Regions from separate parts of the Homo sapiens genome. Here all the other regions are linked to region 2. A link is a contact called in ENCODE Hi-C or POLR2A ChIA-PET data. All regions are on one chromosome and are shown on one strand. Each heading gives the region's core, a stretch centred on a gene start or an enhancer-like site at or near the end of the contact. The rest is flanking DNA. Distances are from core to core; before and after follow the strand shown.

Region 1 (2,707 bases), core at 97-2,596, 260 kb after region 2:
TTAGTAGAGATGGGGTTTTGCCACGTAGGTCAGGCTGGTCTCCAACTCCTGACTTCAAGTGATCCCCCTCCTCGGCCTCCCAAAGTGCTGGGATTATAGGCATGAGCCACCACACCCGGCCTTGAACTAATTTTTGTATATGATATGAGGTAGGGGTCAACCTTCATTCTTTTGCATGTGGATATCCAGTGCCTTAGCACCATTTGTTGAAAAGACAGTTTTCTACCCATTGAATTGTCTTGGTATCTGTATTAGTCTGTTAAGGCTGCCATAGCAGAATCCCACAGACTGGGTGGCTTAAACAATATAAATTTATTTTCTCACACTTCTGGAGACTGAAAGTCCAAGATCAAGGTGCTGGCCTGGTTGGTCTCTGGTGAGGCCTGCCTTCCTGACTTCCAAATGGATGCCTTCTCTCTGAGCCCTCGCATGGCCTTTCCTCTATGTACACACACTCCTGGTGTCTCTTCCTCTTTTTATAAGGCCCTGTTGGATTAGGGCCCCGCCCTGATGACCTCATTTAACCTTAGTTACCTCCTTAAAGGCCCTCTCTCTAAATACAGTCACACTGGGGGTTAGGGATTCAACATATTAATTTTGGGGGAACACAATTGGAGTATAACAGTAAGCTTGTCAAAAATCAATTGACCATAAATATAAGGGTTTATGTTTCACTTTTCTGTTCCGTTCATTTGTATGTCTGTCCTTATGCCAGTATCACACTATCTTGATTACTATAGCATTGTAGTAAGTTTTGAAATTAGTTTATCTTTTACCTATACTAATTCTTAGCAAAATCCCCCTGGAAATGTCAATACTGTGACCATGCTGATGCCATAGGCACACTTAACTAGCTCTTACTTGGCTGGGCGCGGCGGCTCACGCCTGTAATCCCTGCACTTTGGGAGGCTGAGGTGGGCAAACTACTTGAGCCCAGGAGTTCAAGACCAGCCTAGGCAACATAATGAGACCCCATCTCTATAAAAAATGCAAAAATTAGCCAGGCGTGGTGGCGTGTCCCTGTGGTCCTGGCTACTTGGGAGGCTGAGATAGGAGGATCACCTGAGCCTGGGGAGGTTGTAGTGAGCTGCGATCACACCACTGCACTCCAGCCTGGGCAACAGTGAGACCCTGTCTAAAAAAAACAACCAGAAAGCTCTTGCTGTAGTATTTGATTAGTTTTTATAGCCTACAAGGAACCTTCATGTCAACTGTGTTCTTTGCTCTTAACTGTAACCTTATGAAGAGTATAAGGCACAGTGCAGTGGAGGATGCAGAGGCTTACAAAGGCTGAGTCATTTCCAGAGAGATACAGAGCCTTGTGGTTCTCACTGATGATCTTTTCACTAGGAAATGGCAAGTTGTACTGGTCATACTGGTGAGTCTTCTTAAACAGAAGTACTGATAAGACTTGTTTTGTAAACGTGACGATATTTTGAAATGGTATTTCTCAAACTTTAGTGTGTTCAAGAGTCATCTGGAAAACTAGTTGAAAATAGATTCCTGGACCACAACCCTAGAGATTCTCATTCAGTATGTCTGGAGTAGGGCTGGAGAATTTCTAACAAGCTCCCAGTTGATGCTCCTGCTGCTGGTTTGTGGTGCACACTTTGAATCCCACTGTCTTACTTGACATAGTGTTAAGAGTTTGCATATATAGTTAATTCAGACTTGTCAACTCTTTCACCTTCAGAATTTGCTTAGATACTGAGGAAGCAATTTTCTTGAAATAGTATACTTTTAAAAATTGTTTCCTCACATGACTAAAGATTGTAATACATTCAATCATTTTTTTTAAAACTTTGACTGAATGCTTACCAGATGTATACCAGATCCAGAGAATACAAAAATGAGTCAGAATTGTCCTTAAGAAAATTTTCTGCATCGGAATTATAAAATTATAAAACTTGGAATTACAGGCTGGGTGCAGTGGCTCATGCCTGTAATCCCAGCACTTTGGGAGGCCGAGGCAGGTGGATCACTTGAGGTCAGGAGTTCGAGACCAGCCTGGCCAACATGGCAAAACCCTGTCTCTACTAAAAATACAAAAATTAGCCAGTCATGGTGGCAGGCGCCTATAATCCCAGCTACTCTGGAGGCTGAGGCAGGAGAATTGCTCAAACCTGGGAGGCGGAGGTTGCAGTGAGCTGAGATCGCATCACTGCACTCCAGCCTGGGCGACAGAGTGAGACTCCGCCTCCAAAAAAAAAAAAAAAACTTGGAATTAATTACAGCAATGAAGAGAGGGTATATGAAACACTTTGCTATGATTTGAATGTGTCCCTCAAGGTTCATATGTTGGAAACTTAAGCCTCAATACAACAGTATAGAGAGGCAGGGCCTTTAAGAGGTAAATTAGGTCACAAGGGCAGCCCTCATGAATGGTTTAATGCCATTATCTCTGGAACGGGTTCATTATCTTGGGAGTGGTTCCTTATTAAAGGATGACTTGTGTCCCCTTCCCTCTCTTGCCCATGTCATGCCTTCCATCTTGTTATTACACAGCAAGAAGGCCTTCATCAGATGCCAGCCCCTTGATCTTGGACTTCTCAGCTTCCATAATCATAAGCCAGTTTCTGTATGCTCATTATAGTTACCCAGTTTGTCGTATTCTGTTACAGTACCACAAAATGGACCAAGACACCTCGTACCTTGGTTTTACCATTTCTTTTCTGTGTCGCCTTTTCCTTTTGTTGTTTTCGAAGCT
Region 2 (2,829 bases), core at 95-2,594:
GAAAATAATAAAGTGAAGCTTTCTGAAGAAAAATCAATTCAAAGATTTTTGACAATTAATGTCCCAAGATGAAAGGGGTACTTGGCAATTTGGGGTATCACTAAGCTGGCTGTACTCTAAAAGATCTCACCAAATGGCACTAGAGAAGCCAATTAGAAGTTAACATGGTCTTAGGCTGTACACAAACCACATTAATCTCTCAGACTTCCACTGCTAACTAACACCTTCTTGCTTTAGATATTTTAATACCATTTAATCAGTGGAAAATTTTGACATTATAGTATAGCCAGATTTTCCTTACTCTTCCTGATTCTTATCTAGAAGACAGTTTAGTTACTCATTGTAGCCAAAGGAGGTCTTGCCTTTCCCTTGGCTACAGGGAGTACAACTAAAACAAATATTTTAATACAGTAATATATTCAAGGTAGGTATGATTCTTACTTTCTTTTTGGTGAAAGGGCTCTCTGGCTTATCCAACAATCACAATGATTCAAATTCATCTTCATGACCCACTCTCAATCCAGCAGATTTCAAAAAATGTCTGTGGGGTATCTAATAACTGTAAGGTCCATAAGGGCAGGGTCCAGGTCAGCTTTGGACACTATAGTATTTCCAGTGGTTAGCTTGCCTGGCACACAGTAAGTGCTCAAAAAATACAACTTTAATATGCTGGCGAAACTCTTGCAGCAACTACTAGTTCAACCACTAGGTATGTGAGCTTGGCAAGTTACTAAGTATCTCTGATATAGTTTATTTACCTAGAAAAGTGAATAATAAAATTCATACAATTAGTACTAAGATTAAATAAGATCAAGTACATAAACACACTACGGTAGTATCAAAAACACTATGTTACTCTTTAATGTAAACCTGTATTTTTAAGGCCTATTAAAATATAGCTGAATTTTAAAATATGACATTATAGTCATATTGATATGGTTCAAATTAACTTTACAACCACGTTTTTATGAAACAACAAAGGGCCAAAAAAGCTAGGAGCAAAAATATTAAAATACAGAGACAAAGACAGCTAAAACAAACAAACAAAACCCTCATAAATAAGGCAATGTTTTGAAAGAAAATAACTTCCTTATATATTTGTGGCTTAAAACAACTAATACTTTCCAAGTGACAAAGCTGGCACAAACATAGCAACAGGGAGATTTAGTTTTCCTAAAATTATTCTCCAGCTCTGTCAAAAAAAAAAAAAAAAAAAAATCTTTACTTCTTAGAGGCACGTACTCTAAGATGAAATTGTCTTGGTGGTACAAAAGAGCCCATTAAAATGTGCTTTAGTTTTCTTCCCACTCCATGCCCCCACTCCCCCTGGCTGTACTGTTTTCTTTAAAAACTAAGTCCTACAGCGCCATCTACTGTGTCTGTTCAGATCACATCATTTTTGCTGGTTTTATCCCAGAGTGCTGAAGAAATGAGAAATGTAGCAAATTCAGAATCCGTCACTTTATACAATATACTTAGATGTAAATACCTACACTATCTATATCTATACCTATATCTATATCTATATCTCCACCCACATGCTAGTATCTGAGCAACAATTTTACCCGCTTTCTTTCCACTTTCTTCTTAAGTAGGCCCTAACTCATTATAACCCACGTGTCACAATAGGAACCAAAATGTTTACCTCTATACATTAGAGGGGAGAAGTACAGTCATAATAATAACAAACTTTTATTGAGGGCTTACCATATGTCAAATAGTGTTCTGAGTACTTAATCAATATGCCACCATGCAAATAAAAGCAAGCATCTTGAGGAAAAGAGCTATGATTCACTGTTCTTTTAAAATAAATGAATGTCAACTCCAGAGCCAACCGTTAAAAATAACTTAATTAAATAAATGGATGGATGGATGGAGGGATGGGTGGAATAATAGATAGATGGATGGATATAGATGGCCAGCCCACAGCTCCTGTGATAGTGCCTATCGTATTTTTTATCCCACAGGGTCTTTTTCTTTACAAAAATGTAGGCTTTAGTCAGAAAAATTCAACACATTAGGGAAATCTCCAGTTAATTCAAAACCTCCTTCTTCCTCCCTAAGTGTATATTTAGGGAGCATAAAGAAAACATTTTAAAAAGGTCACTTATAAACATGGTTTGTCTCCAATATAATAAAATGTGTATTAGTACAAGCCCTGTAACTTACATATCTAAATAAGTGATGTTTGTGAAATCTATCAACCAAGAACTTAATCTAACACTATTAGTACACAAACATTTTTGCAATTTCTCATTGGTAATGTCCTTTAGAATCACTTTTGAAAGCAATAAAAGAAAATAAGTTTTACTACTTTATATTTCATTTAATATATTTAATATATTTAAATCTATTACTTAGTTTGACCACCCATCTTATTTATCACACTTGGCTTTAAGTGACAGTTGACTGTTTCAAAATTCAAAACAGCCTGCAAAATAAAGACCTGCCACCACAGAAAACTGACAAAAGAACGTACCAAGAAAGGAGCATGCATAAAATGGGTATATAATCTTCTATGACCATTTCGAGAGAAACAACACCTATTTAGATATACTACTGCTGACATTTAAAAAGAAATTCAGACATCATATTTTTAAGTCACTGAACTTTATAATTGCAACTATTCCCATAATAGTTTTCATTTGCTATATGTATAAATGTTCTTTGTCTTAAGTCTTCCTTTCATGAAACTATAGACTCCGTAATCTTCCTTTTGGAAGATTTGGCAGGCTTTGTAACTTCAACGTATTGACGTTACTCCTGCTACTTCACGTAAACCTTCACTTTAAGTTCAGTGTGTCTGCCACCATATTTCTCAATTCTTCT
Region 3 (2,741 bases), core at 59-2,558, 340 kb before region 2:
ATGCCTTGCTTTTAAGGAGACAGAGACCGGAACTTTCCTGTGAGAAATTGTTCAGGTCCATTGAGTCCTTTCATCACTAAGGTTTGAGAGAAAGGCCTGGAGTGGTTTTCCCCATGCTGTCCTCCTGCTCCCCAACCATGACGGTGTCTGCCCCAACCTGTCTGCTGTGGTAGGAGCTGGAGGTGAGAAGGAGACAAGAGGAAGAAAGAGAATAAGGAAAGCAATGAGGGCAAGAGGCAGAAGGAAGAGAGTGAGAACAGGGTAGGTCCAGAAAGGCCACGCTCCCAGACGCATGCCTCTCCCCATCCCAAACCCTTCCTGTCCACATCCAGCTTTGTATAGAGATACCCAATATTTGTTACGGAGTTTGAGCGTCACAAAAACAAATGTGGTTTTAGTATTTGCTGGCTTAGTTTTGCCATGCTCTGGAAAATCAAAAATCATTCCACGATTAAAAAAAAAAAACACAAAAATAAACTTTTATCTTAGCTTCAGCTCAGAAAATATCAACTGTCAGTTCTAGAATAAAAGCTGATAAGGTTTCAATATTCCAGCCTGCCATTTCCATCTTGAAGGACTGCACAACAATTGTTTTCTGGGAAATTCTGAAAGGCTGTGGGGAATTTTTCTTGTGAAATATTTGTGGAGAAGAGGCCAAACTTCAATTTGGCTTGAAGAAAACATGGGTGTGGGAGTCAGGCAGACTTTTATTTCTGGCACTGTCACTAACCTGCTGTGCAATTCTGGGAAATTCTCCTAACCTCTCTGTACCTAAAAGTGTTGAGTCCACAAAAGATATGCAGAGAATGAATGTATAACAACTGTTAATGTAGCAGTCTGCTTAGAATAAATGTTTCATATATTTCACCCACATTAGGATGAGTGCTGTACTCAAAATTCCACCTTTGCATTGCTTATCTTCAACCTTAAGAAATCCATCCTACACAGAACCAATGGCAGTGGCCAAGGAAAAGGGGATGAAGGAGCAACTTGAAATAATTTGTGTTTATGGTGAGAATGCTTCCAATCTTAATAAGTTCATACCTCTTATTATCAGCCCTGAGGAAAACTGTCTTCTGTAGATTTCACTGTGAAATCCACAGGCAAAGCTAGAGAAACACTCTGCCTAGTAGGGGAGCCCCTAAAGAAGAGAGTGGCTCAGTCTGAGGGAATGCAGAAGGAGGAGGTGAAAAAAAATCTCCTCAGCTTTGCACAAGCACACACTCGCTCAATCACAGAGGGGGCTGACGCAAGTAGTGCTTCCGTGCTACTTTTGACCACTGAGTTCAGAAAAATGCATTGAAGTAGAATTGTGTCTGCCATTTGGCAAAAGTAAACACACAAGATAACCATGTGGCTCCCTAAGGCAGCTTTCTCTTTGGCCTACTTCTCTTGGGGTGCACATGCAAGGGGATGCAGTGGAAACTGTGGGCCGGCAGCTACCGTGCCATAGACATAGGTGTGGAGAGCTATGGTTCCACTGCTGGCTGCCCCACTGGCCCCAATGGGCTGAGGTTAGCACGTGTTGGTTCCGGATCTCAGATGGGGCCGGCAGTTGTAAAGAGGCCACAAACAGCAAGCTAGTGTGCTGTTTCCACCTTCAGCCCAACCCCGACGGCATCCTGTCAGTGATCTTGGGCCCACTGCAGGAAATAACATGCACAATTGGTGAACTGTGACAATGCAGCCACAGTGGCTTCCAGTGGTGTATTCGCCAACTGTGTGCAATTTTGCAGTTAGTATGAGGCCAAAAAAGTCTCTGGCCAGCTAGAACCTGGAAGAGAACAAGGCCAATGGTCAGATGACTCTGAGGTTCACATGGATGTGGAAGAAACTATCCTACCAGCCTTCTGCTGCACTGTACGTGTCCTGTGGCCAAGTTGCTTTGGTGTGTAGTTGGGTATCCTTGCCTGCTACCTGATCACTGCCCACTGAGTCCCATAGAAAGGCAGAGGAGGTGAATTTCCAGCAGCTCCCCGAGTTTCTGCTGACCTTTTTAGGTGTTTTTATTACCTGTGGTGCTTTCTATTCATGTGTACTCCTGGGCTCTGGGGATTCCCCTCCCTTTGATTTACAAGGAGGATTAGAAAGACACAGCTTTGTGATCGGTCCCTCACAGACGGCTGGTATTAAGTGATTTCCCCTTCTTAGACTCATTTGAGGCCAAGAAAACAGTTCTGTTGAATCACTTGCTCCTTGGAGGTATGAAAATAGGGCACTTGGGGGAGTCCAACCTGATAAATACCAACATTGATACCCTTCAGCCTCAGCTACACTTCCAGTGGCATATAGTAGAGCGGAGTTGAAGCAGAGGAGTCTCGGGTCCCCCCCAGCCTCTGAGAAACCTCCAGTGGAGAGTAAGCAACTCTGGGCTTACTGCTTGTATTTCTGTGCCACCAGCACAAATGGCATCCTAACCACCAAGGGCTCTCCAAACTCACTGCCTGGAGAGGTGCAACCAATTCTATCTCCAGAGTGAATCTGTAGCATAAAATGGGAGCAAAGGCCACTCACTATGTATTGAAACAGAGGTCACAAGGTCTGCCTAGGAACAAATTTCCAAGTTAGCCACCTCATCAGATATGCTCTTGAACAAAAGTTATTTATTTGATGTCCTCAAGGAAGGGATATTGTGTAAGGTGTTATTTTTAAAAGGAGGGGTGGGGGCAGCTGAAGCAATGCTGTCTGTGTCTGTACTTAAAGAAATGACATCAATATAGACACACAATAATAACCTACAA

What was found. Hi-C counts contacts between places; a loop is a spot of excess contacts on that map. ChIA-PET counts read pairs that join two places held with the same protein, here RNA polymerase II (POLR2A). Pooled maps may share reads with other maps.
Region 1: POLR2A ChIA-PET joins it to region 2 with 14 read pairs in activated T-cell. The contact joins two enhancer-like sites. POLR2A ChIA-PET finds 5 or more read pairs at or near these places in 2 of 52 experiments (Caco-2 and activated T-cell).
Region 3: a loop to region 2 is called in a pooled map, with 4 times the contacts of the local background. The contact joins two enhancer-like sites. A Hi-C loop is called at or near these places in 1 of 168 maps with a recorded cell type or tissue (endothelial cell of umbilical vein) and 3 of 50 pooled maps. POLR2A ChIA-PET finds 5 or more read pairs at or near these places in 1 of 52 experiments (OCI-LY7).

Annotation. Positions count from the first base shown.
Region 1 is chr14:67,678,915-67,681,621 of GRCh38, reverse strand. The region is part of intron 6 of RDH11 (retinol dehydrogenase 11); the gene reads left to right. It also overlaps a transcript of GPHN not described here. Among named protein-coding and RNA genes, the nearest start is that of VTI1B, 5.6 kb to the right of the region's middle. RefSeq lists an enhancer at 336-630 and a silencer at 1,212-1,311. Within about 2 kb of position 1,346, at least 3 of the 41 ENCODE cell types and tissues checked have a DNase peak (open chromatin) inside an H3K27ac peak, as active enhancers do.
Region 2 is chr14:67,942,591-67,945,419 of GRCh38, reverse strand. All of the region lies in intron 7 of RAD51B (RAD51 paralog B), which reads right to left. Among named protein-coding and RNA genes, the nearest start is that of RAD51B, 120 kb to the right of the region's middle. Within about 2 kb of position 1,344, at least 5 of the 41 ENCODE cell types and tissues checked have a DNase peak (open chromatin) inside an H3K27ac peak, as active enhancers do.
Region 3 is chr14:68,282,483-68,285,223 of GRCh38, reverse strand. The region is part of intron 7 of RAD51B (RAD51 paralog B); the gene reads right to left. Among named protein-coding and RNA genes, the nearest start is that of RAD51B-AS1, 400 kb to the left of the region's middle. RefSeq lists enhancers at 4-53, 1,790-1,859. Within about 2 kb of position 1,308, at least 18 of the 41 ENCODE cell types and tissues checked have a DNase peak (open chromatin) inside an H3K27ac peak, as active enhancers do.